2 separate regions of the Homo sapiens genome follow, and region 1 is linked to region 2. Evidence: read pairs that join two places in POLR2A ChIA-PET (ENCODE). Cell type or tissue: IMR-90. All regions are shown on one strand. Links, peaks and the distances in the headings refer to the core of each region. The heading gives the core; the rest is flanking DNA.

Evidence for each region. ChIA-PET counts read pairs that join two places held together with the same protein. Peaks named below come from ENCODE experiments on the same cell type or tissue, not always from the same donor. Only the 100,000 strongest peaks of a DNase experiment are listed, where the experiment ranks them.
Region 1: POLR2A ChIA-PET joins it to region 2 with 5 read pairs; 2 of 35 experiments call an interaction of 5 or more read pairs at or near these places.

What each region holds. Positions count from the first base shown.
Region 1 is chr5:54,164,314-54,169,703 of GRCh38, reverse strand. All of the region lies in intron 2 of ARL15 (ARF like GTPase 15), which reads left to right. Among named protein-coding and RNA genes, the nearest start is that of ARL15, 140 kb to the left of the region's middle. In IMR-90, for the core only: no CTCF peak of the experiment used is centred there; no DNase peak of the experiment used is centred there.
Region 2 is chr5:53,879,798-53,885,187 of GRCh38, reverse strand. ARL15 (ARF like GTPase 15) reads left to right here. Exons shown (of 5, transcript NM_019087.3): 5 at 1-1,246. Among named protein-coding and RNA genes, the nearest start is that of LINC02105, 63 kb to the right of the region's middle. RefSeq lists an enhancer at 1,787-2,986. In IMR-90, for the core only: no CTCF peak of the experiment used is centred there; a DNase peak (open chromatin) is centred at 2,357.

The sequences.
Region 1 (5,390 bases), core at 247-5,246, 280 kb before region 2:
GGGTTAGAATCTCTTAAGGGCAGCTAGAGCATCATATGTGGTATTGTATACCCAGAGTCTGTCACAAGGTTTAGGCATGGATACAGATGTCTGTTAATAAGCAAATGAAAGTAAATTGAATCTATATAGTCTTCTGTTAGCCTTATAACAGCCCTTATATGACAGGTAGGAATCTTTTTCCATATTCTGTTTCTAAATTACCTGAAGATCAAAGGTATGGTGACATGGCTATTGTTACATAGCTAGAGATAGGATGCCAGTTCAGGTGTTCAAGTGAAGTTTAGTGGTATCCAAGGTTTAGGATTTCTGGTGGAAGTAGGTACTTTATTGGTTGTTTATAAAACTGTGAATATCTTTTGAGTAATGTGCAATGAAGTTATATAAACTTTATTAGCTTAAGTCTTTTCAATCAAAATAGCTTCTAAAATATGTGTAAGAGTAACACAAAGTATGCTTTTCTTCACTTATCAGAGTTATCTTCTAGCACTATTGCTAGAGGAGCAGTTTTGAATTATAGTGTAAAAGATTATCTGTATATAATTTTCTTACTTGTAAGTTATGTTTTGTGTTTGTTTTTATGAAATTTTTTAATAATACGTTTTACCAGAATTGTGCACTAGTCTATTTTCTGATGAATTAGTTGTTAGGTTGGCTAATTTTTTGGATATCAAGCTTCTTTGAGTTGTCATTGTTCTGAACCTGGCATAATGTCTTTTTGGAGGCCTCTTTGGAGGAAGCTGCCATCAAGAAGTTTACACCCAGGTTAGGAAGATAAGTTGTGTATTGATAAAAACAGTTCACATATATTGCTTATTTAATATACTCCAGGCTCTGTGCTAAGACAGAATGTGATATGTGTTATATTAATGGTGTAAATATGAAAGTTAAAAGAGGAGAGTGATCATTTCTAATCTGGAGGGTCAAAGAAAGCTCATAGTTAAGGTTACATTTGAGTAGGGTCTCATATGATGGGTAAGGTCTAAGCAGAGAGGAATGGGGTGAGGAGAGTTAGGGATAGAAAGCATAGGTATATTCAGAGAAAGATTAGTGGTCTTACTGGGTTAAGGCACAGCATGCAGAGATTTAGGGGATGTTGGGATCTAAGGCTAGAGACTTAGAGAAGCTGTTGGGGGAGACCTGTTAGATGTAGAGGTGATCCAGCAGGGACAATACTTGTGGGGATGTTACTGCTACTGTAAAAGTGACAGTTATGCTGGGTATTCAAGAGGAAAGGAAGATAAAACAATCAAATATGAGTCAAGTTTATAGCTTTATGTTTTGGTGAATTGTTAAAAAAAAAAAAAGTAGGGAGAATGTGACAGAGTTTTAAGATAAAAATAATGAGTTTAGTTTGGGGCATGCTGATTTTGAGGTTTGACAAGACATCCAACAGTGATCCAAATGCTAAAAGCCAAGCAGACTAGAGAGATTTGAGAGACAACTCAGTCATAGATTTGGATGAGCTTGTCCAGGGGTAATGGGTAGAAAGCGGGAAGAAAGGTGCTAAGCACCAATTATATTTTGTTAATTCATTCCACATTCATTGAATGTCTGTTATGTGACTGCCACTGATTTAAGGACTGAGGATATATCAGTTAACAAAATATACAAACAACCCTGCTCTTTGGAGCTTACATTACAGCATCTGCTTTTGATAAGGAATATAGGTCAGACAGTTCTATATAATATCCTTTAAGTCAAATATGGGCAAGAAATCAAAAGAACCAGTCAAATAAGGTAAACGTAAGTCTAAAGTCTGAGAAAGGCCATTGGATGTGGTGACAACGTGGTAATTAATAACTAATGGTAGAAACAGTTTCAGTAGAGTATTGAGGTGGAAACCAACCTGAGAATTGAGGGGATGAAGAGCAAGCAAAGGAATTGAGGGGTAGACCATCGTTTTCACTCCTTAACTCTTTGGAATATAGACAGTTCTTTCAAGAAGGTGGACAGAAAAAGAGAAAATAGTGCTAAGAGAATTTGTTTCTATAAGAAAAGGTCTCTTGAGCATGCTAGTAGTCAGAGGTTTAGGGTGGTCATCAGGGGAAAAGGCAAGACTGAATATGCTCAAGAGAGGGCAGTGAGCACAAGGATGAGTGAGGACTTCTTGTTCTGGTAAGATGGAATAACTGGAACTAGTTTACTCTCCCATCTAAAAGAAGAAGAACAACAACAGCAACCAGCTCATGAAATATACAAAGCAACAATTTTCAAGCCAGGAAACGCAGTTATCCCTGAGAAATGAGAAACAAATGAGATGTGCTCTGTGATTGTCCCAGCTTAATGCCTTGAGAGTTTCCAGGCTGTGGCACAGTTCCAGAGGGAGCTGAGGTGGAGCTCAGTGAACTCCCTGCATTGAGGAGATGAAGCCGAGAGCAAGGGGAGACCAAGATGGCTAATGTTCATAGAATAGAATACCAGAGAAAAGAGTTGTACAGAGAGAGAACACTAAAGATTTTCAGAGTCTCCCTTGAGTATCCAGCAAAATATTCAATGCATGCATGTGAGGAAACTTCCCAAGGCCAGGGCAAGAACCATCTTAAAGGACTAGAGGGAACAGTGGTTGGTGTTCATACAGGGTTGAAAACTATGCCTGTAATCACCAGATGGACTGAAAAACTTATAACTCACAAGGAACTGGGTAGAGTACTTGGCAAGGTCAGCCGTAAGTGGAGTACCACTCTGGACTCACATGACAGATAATATTAGCAAGTCCCAAAACCTCAGATGGTTGTCTGGTAATGTAATGCATCTCAGCACAAAGCTGTATAGGATTTAAAGAAAAAATATTCATCACTCAACAAGGTAAAATTCACAATGTCTGCCAGTCAGTCAAAGATTATCAGGGATGGGAAGAGGCCAGAAATCATGATTCATAATGAGAATAATCATCGAATTGGAACTGACCCAGAACTGATGTAAATATTAGAAGTAGCAAAGGGGGACATTAAAACTGTTATTATCACTGTATTGTATCTGTTCATAGAGACAATCTGAGAGAGAAAAAAATGCAAAGAGCATCCAGCGAGCTATGGGACAACTTTAAACCTAAGCTAGGGTAATTTGAGTCCATGAAGGTGAGTGGAAAGGGACAGAAAAATATTTGAAGAAATAATGGCTGAAACATTGTTGAACATGAAGAAAACTCTACACCTACAGATCCAAGAAGCTCACTGAACCCCAAACAAAAGGAACATGAGCAAGGCTGGGCACAGTGGCTCACACTTGTAATCCCAATACTTTGAGAAGCTGAGGCGGAAGTATCACTTGAGGCCAGGAATTTGACACCAGCTTGGGCAACATAGTAAGACCCCCATCTCTACAAATAAATAAATAAATAAATTAGCTGCATGTGTTGGTGCTTGCCTGTAGTCCCAGCTACTTGTGAGGCAGAAGTAGGAGGATTGCTTGATCCCAGGAGTTTGAGGCTGCAATGAGCTGTGATCACACTGCTTTACTCCAACCTGGGTGACAGAGAGAGAGACCCCATCTCTTGTGGGGGAAAAAAAGAGAGAGAGAGAAAGAAACGTGAATATAACTATACCAAGGCACATCATAATAAAATTGTTCAAAACCGGTGATAAAGAATATGATGTTTAATTTTGTGTGTAACTGGCTGGGTCCCAGTGCCCAAATATGTAGTCAGACATTAGTCTGGATATTTCTATAAGGGTAGTTTGGGATGAACTTAATACTTAAATCTGCGGATTTTGACAGATTGTCCTCCATAATGTGGTTTGGCCTCATCCAGCCAGTTGAAGGCCTGAATAGAATAAAAGACTTGCCTCCCTGGAACAAGAGGGAATTCTTCAGTAAATGGCCTTTGGACTTGAACTGCGTATTGATTCTTTCCTGGGTCTCCAGCCTGCCAGCCCAAACTGTAGATTTTGGGTTTATAGCAACTGTAATTGTGTGAGCCAATTTCTTAAAGTATTTCTCTGTCTCTATTTATATATATATATATAAACAAAGGTATATATTTATATCCATACATGCACCTATACATACATATAAATATGCATATAAACACACATCCTTTTGGTTTTTTTTTTCTCTTGAGAACAAAGTAGTACAAAGAAAATACCTTAAAAGCAGATAAAAGATGTTACATGAGTAAGAATAAAAATAAGGATGGCATCACATTTTTTCACTGGAAAAATGCAAGTAAGAAGACATTGGAGCAGCATCTGAAAGGGAAAAAACTGTCAACTAATATCCAGCAAAAGTCTCTTTTAAAAAGAAAGTAAAAATAAAGACTAGACTTTTTCAGACATACAAAATCTGAAGGAATTTATTGCTAGCAGATAAGCATTATAAGAAATGTTAAAAGAAGTCCTTGAGTCAGAAAAAAAATGATACCAGATGGAAATCTGGATCTATATAAAATGGAGACTGCCAGAAATGCAAATTATGTGGATAATTATATAATATTTACTTCTTATTATTTAAATATCTTTAAGAGGTATGTCTTTAAACAACAATAATAAGCACATATTATGGGGTTAACAACATATGTAAAAGTAAAATGCCTGAGAACAATAGCACAAAGGTCATGGGGAAAAAGGGAAGTACACTATTGGAAGATTCTTGTACTATATGTGAAGTCGTATAATAACACTTGAAGGTAGACTGATTAAAGATTTACTGTAAACCCTAAAGTAACCAATAAAATAACAAAACAAAGGATGAGAGCCCATAAAGCAACAAATGAGATGAAAATAGAATTATCAAAAATAATCCAAAAGAAGGCAGAAAAAGAAGAAAAGGGGAACAAGAATAGATGAAACAAATAGGAAACAAGTAGAAAGGTGATACAGTCAAACCTAAACATCAATAATAATATTAAATATAAATGATCTAGACTCCTTAATTAAGAGACAGAGGTTGATATAATAGATTTTTTTAAAAACCAAGACCCAACCAAATACTGACTTTAAGAATCAAACTTTAAGTATAAAGACACAAATAGATTAAATATACAAAGGTGGAAAAAGATACATCATGCTAACACTAGTCAAAAGAAAGTTGGGGTAGCTATGTTAATATTAGACAATGTAGATTTCAGAGCAATGAATAAGGCTGGGGATAAAGAAGTTCATAATGATGAAGGGATCATTTATTCAGGAGACTGTAATAATTCTACACATTTATGTACCTAACAGAACTTAAAAATATATGAAACAAAAAAATGACAGAACTGCAAAAAGAAATGTACAAACCCACAATTACAATCAGCGACGTCAGTTTCTCTCAATACTTTATAGATCATGTGGGAAGAAAATCAGCCAGTACGTAGCAGACTTCAACAACACTAACAGCTAACTTGACCTGATTAACATTTTATAAAATACTCCACCCAACAACAGAAGACATTCTTTTCAAGTACACAT
Region 2 (5,390 bases), core at 307-5,306:
CATGTTTGTAATTTTAAGTAAAATGGACTGATACCCAAATACCACAGACTCACACTATATTACAGAATGATGTAATACCTGGTAATTCTCCAGAAGATAGACTTCAGACCCTTAATGCCATTTAAATGTAGTTTTTGTGGTTTAATCTTATGAGTAGATTGTAATGAAATCATTACCTTTGAAACATCAAACACTTCTTTAAGCTTTTTTTTTTTAATGTCATGAATCAGGAAGGATACATAGTGATTCGTATACAATTTTGTCTGCAGCATTCTTGAATATTTTTAACACTGTGTAATCCCTGAGCAGCACAAAACTTTTATTCCGATGACCAGTTACACAATTCCTGTTTTTATTTTGTCCTGTTGTGCTCATCTTCTATGAAAAATAAATGATTATTAGGCCTTGCTTTCCCTGCAAGTTCATTAAATGTAGAATGTTGTCTTTTTAAGACACCGTGGCTGAGTGCTCCTAAGCCATCTGTTAAATGACTTCCCGTGGTCTGCGTGTGTGTGTTCATGTGTGCGCCAGTGATGGGCCTCTCCTCAAACCCACGACTGTCTGCAGCGTCTCAGCCGTCAGAATGAAAACATTATCAATCAGTACCCAACAACAGCTGTTTTTGACAAGTTTCTGTCTGACGCCTAATGCTTTACAACTGTCAATAAGGCTCCCTCTTTGTCTAGCAGGTCGGAGCTCGCTGTCTTGCTGCTTCCGCGCGGCATCCTGTCCTTGTAACCCTAGAATTTGCCATGTTTTGGAAATCCACGTGGGGGCGGGGTGGGGCCTGAACGGGTGGGGATGGGTGGGTGGGTGGTGGGGTGGGTGGGATGGCTGGGGGTGGGAGTGTAAGTCCCTTTTCCTACTTTCATGTAAAGTGCCACAGGTGTCTTGGTTTGCATATTCAAATATTATATAGGAAAAACAGTCTGTTATGTATTTCTTCACCTAGCTTCTTGTAATATTTATGGACGTTTCCAGTTTTTGTACCTTCTTAGCTAAAGCAGTTGCCTTTTTGTAATGGCAATTAATTTATATGATAAAACTTTGTATCCACTGTAGTTGACAGTATTGGTTGCTAATTAACTGCCATATTGCCCTGTCTTTCTATTAAAAAAATACTGTACCTGTACTTAGAGGCTAACAGATTCATGTGGACATTTACCAGGCAAGACCAACTTGTATTGTCCATGATTTCTACGATTTCCACTATCTTCAAATGAAAAATAAACGCTGAGTAGAACTGGTGTTTTCAGACTAACTCCTTTCAACTTTAGCATTTGGGAGTCCCAGATTTCTGTTTACGTTTGTGTCGCCTGTTTGTCTCCAAAATAAGTTCTGCTGCTCTTGGGTCAAAACAAATGATTAATTCGCATTTCCTTTGAAGCCATTGTGAAAACCTTAAAAGAAAAAAAAAAAAAAAAAAAGCAAGTATCTTTTCCAGTTGGTTTGTCTTCAGCAGCAATTTACTCTTATTGAAGCTGTTCCTTCGGAGTGTGTGAACAGACTCAAGATATTATTATAAAGCATCATCCTTCAATCAAAGGATTATTTTATAATATGTGCTGTGAAATTAACTTGAGTGGCAAAGTTTGGTGCAATGAGTTATTTCATTCAATGGTGATTGATGCTGTTAAGTAATATTTTTAAGTGACTCGAGGAAATACTGTGCATTTACAGATCCATCCTTAAGGATGCAGGTCTAAAAAAAGAGTAAGAAAGAAAAATCAAGTGGTAGATAGATAGAAGAAGAGAGAAAAAGAAAAAAAATACGTAATTGAAGATGAAAAATTTAAATCCCAGCTTTTGCTTGGTCCCAAATGCAACGTTATCATCACTTAGTATTTGACTACACAGAGAGCTTGCAACGTTTCACTTCTAAGCTGGGAATCTAACCTTCATTCCTAGGTTTATTTCTAGTGTAGGCAATTAGCAGTTATCAACTTCCTAAGCATCTCAGTCCTATCCAAGTAAATGTGAACAGAACTGTAAGATTTTGAAGCAAATGGGGTTTTCTTCATGTCCATATTGCATATTCAGACTTGAATGGAAATCTAATATTCGTGCCTGGCTTCATCCTCTTTATAACTTTAGAGTGCATTTTCATTAACCTCCTGACCTAATGGCGCAAACAGAAATGAAAAGGTATGTAGGGTGGTGGGGCTGGAAGTGGGAGTTGCCCTTTGGGATCCCTCATTTTCAATGCATTTGGAAGGGAGGGTCTGTGTTTGTTATGCAGAAACTTTAGAATGTAGAGTCCCTGTCTTGTTCCCCAGCCTGGGTCCTGGAGATCTGAAGTTCATGCTGTAAAATGCATTACCACATCATGTTGGGAATTCCTGGCTCCCAAGGGCTCACAGCATTTGGTCACCAGTGAATCAGCATGTTTAAATTATGTGCATCTCAGGGTTAAATGTTTTTCAACTCAGATGCATGAAGTGACTGATGAGCCCAAGGTTTGGCACCCTACCCCACACCCCCTTGTACTAATTTAGGAACATGAAAAGGATCCCTTAGAAGCCTCAGATGGGATGTCAGTTTCTCCTCCCCTTTCCTATTCTCTTTGAATTAAAGCTTTAAATGACAAACTTTTCTTCCACCCACTGTCTCATCAGATCTGGAAATTCTGACTTCCCTTCCTGGGGTTTCATCTGTTTGTAACAACTTCTCCATAATGTGACTTACTGTGAAACCAAGCAAAGAAGTTAAAAGTCACAAAGAAGAATCTCTCCAATACGCCCTGTCTAGCATCTTCCTTTCCTTATGAAACAAAGAGAAATTCAAAGCCCATGATTTCTCTATCAGATTTTTCTCTATAATCTCATCTCACATGCCATCTCTGCTCTGCAAAGCATATTGTATTCACTGGCTCCTGGTTTAGAAAGGCCAACTACAGGGTTCTTAGGCTTAGCCTGCCCCTTCCCTTTCTTGCTGTACTTCTCAAGTCCTGACTGCACACAGGAATTTCCACAGGGCATTCTAGATGAATAATCACTTTCTACAAGGGAATAGTGTGGGCCTGGTGGCTTTCAAAGAAACTTCACTTACCATATATGCCTTGTAAGTCACTTGTACCCTGTTGGGAGAATAAAGAAAGTGGTTTCTAGATGTAATGCCTTGCTAGGCTCAGCCAGGTTTATAATCCAGTCCAACTCCTTATCCCCACTGCTCCAGCTAGACATAGACCAACGTGGGTACAGCCATTCCACCACACTTTTAAAAAACGATCTTCTGCTAACTACTAGATAATGGTGAATTCCCTTTTTCCTTCCTTCTTTTTCAAAAATCTCTTCCTTTTATCTGATGATCTCAAAGAATCCTACATAAATGTTTCAGCCTAGTTTTCTTCTAGCAGCAACATTTCAACCATGGAGGTGAGTTGGCAATGTAGTCCCCAGAGATGCTAACCTGGCTCAGGCCCAAGGGAACAAATCAAAATGAGGCTTGAATAAGCACCAGGTTCCCCAGACTCTCTCATTTTCCTGTTTCTTCATGGAATATAGGGAGGCGGAGGGAGCTGGTTATTTCAAAAAGCCTAAGATCACTTCCATCACAGGCAAACCCCTCCTGAAAGTGTGAAATCCAGCCTACAATGGACTTTCACCGACAAGTGATTCATTGAGACAAAGGCTAGAGTTCCAGCATCAAACAGATGTCAGACAAAGCACCAAACGCCTATAAATGATTGCTTTGCAAGCAAGGGAATGACTGGAAGACCTGGCCTAATGATGTACCCCATGTCTGGACAAGCTTACAGAAGATGGTGGTGGAGGGAGCTGGTTTTTTTTTTTTTTTGAGACGGAGTCTCGCTCTGTCGCCCAGGCTGGAGTGCAGTGGCGGGATCTCGGCTCACTGCAAGCTCCGCCTCCCGGGTTCACGCCATTCTCCTGCCTCAGCCTCCCAAGTAGCTGGGACTACAGGCGCCCGCCACTACGCCCGGCTAATTTTTTGTATTTTTAGTAGAGACGGGGTTTCACCGTTTTAGCCGGGATGGTCTCGATCTCCTGACCTCGTGATCCGCCCGCCTCGGCCTCCCAAAGTGCTGGGATTACAGGCGTGAGCCACCGCGCCCGGCCGGGAGCTGGTTTTAAACAGAGTCTGTGAAGAAAGCTGTTTCTGGAGAGAGAAGTAAGACCACAATTCTTACCTGAGAGGTTCATGTTGAAATGAATGATTTCTGGCCAGTTTGCGTATAATCTGTGTAAAGGTAAATCAGAAAAATGTGTGTCCAGGGCACCTTGAAGGCCAGAGTGATGTGGTATGATATTAAATCATTAGACATATAAATATTAAAAATGAGAAGATTTTGTTAGAATGGAAACGGCTCACCAAAAGGCAGAGACAAGAATGCAAACAGTAAGTCTAGCTGTCATTCTCTGTAATCTGGAGCAAGTCAGGTTTGTCTCTGGACCTTCTCCAGTTGTTTTACAACTTTCTAGACATGCAGTGTATCAACCCAACACTTTTATTAAGCAGCTTTGACAGGGTTTTTGAGATGACAGCTAGTCGAGATTCAACTTAGCATTGTACAGTTTTATTTCACAATTGGAACTTTCGGTTTTAATACTTTTAGGACTTTATTCATTAATGCAACACTTTTTGTTGAACACCTACTATGTACCAGGGATTGATATAGCTGTAAATATGACATACTTAGTCTCTGTCTTTGTAGTACTTTAATTCCTGTAACACTTGTTAAATTGGATTATTTTTATGACCGTAGAGAATTAGAGGGGGTGAGGGATTTTATTATATTAAAATTGCAATTTCAGTCTCTAGATTTTAAAAAATTTGTTCTTGGTCCTAATTTCTGTTTTTTAGCCCTCCTAATTTAGAATTGTTTTTGGGTGCTGTTTAGCTTCTGCGACCATTAATAAAACTAAAAATCTAACCATAGTGAAGTTTTTGCCTTTTCTTAAGCATCTTTGTAAATAGAACCTTGTAAAGCTAGCACCTTTTATTCTGCTATTTTGCTGCTACAACAATGAAGCATGTGTCTAGCACACAAAGGTGCTTCCAAAGTGCAAAATCAAACTCTTGTCAATTACCTACTGTTCTTTTCATCCTCTCTGTATTCAAAGGGCTTTGCCTCCTCTAGAACAGCCTTGTCTCATCCTGCCTGTTGATCAAACAAATGACTTATATTTGAAATGTTGAATGTTTAATCTCCAAGAGGAAAATTCTTATTCAGCAGCAGTCTCTTGTGTTTTATTCCACCTAACAGTTAAAGCGGCTGCATGTCTGCCACGATTCACATGCCCAGACAGAGGCAGTAACCTGTAAGCATATAACCTGCTGGGTTTTTTTGTTGTTACTGTTTGACCTAGGAAGGTAGCAGTGAGTTTTAACTGGGTTTCAAGAGGCTGCTTTGATTTTCTGTCATTGAGGAC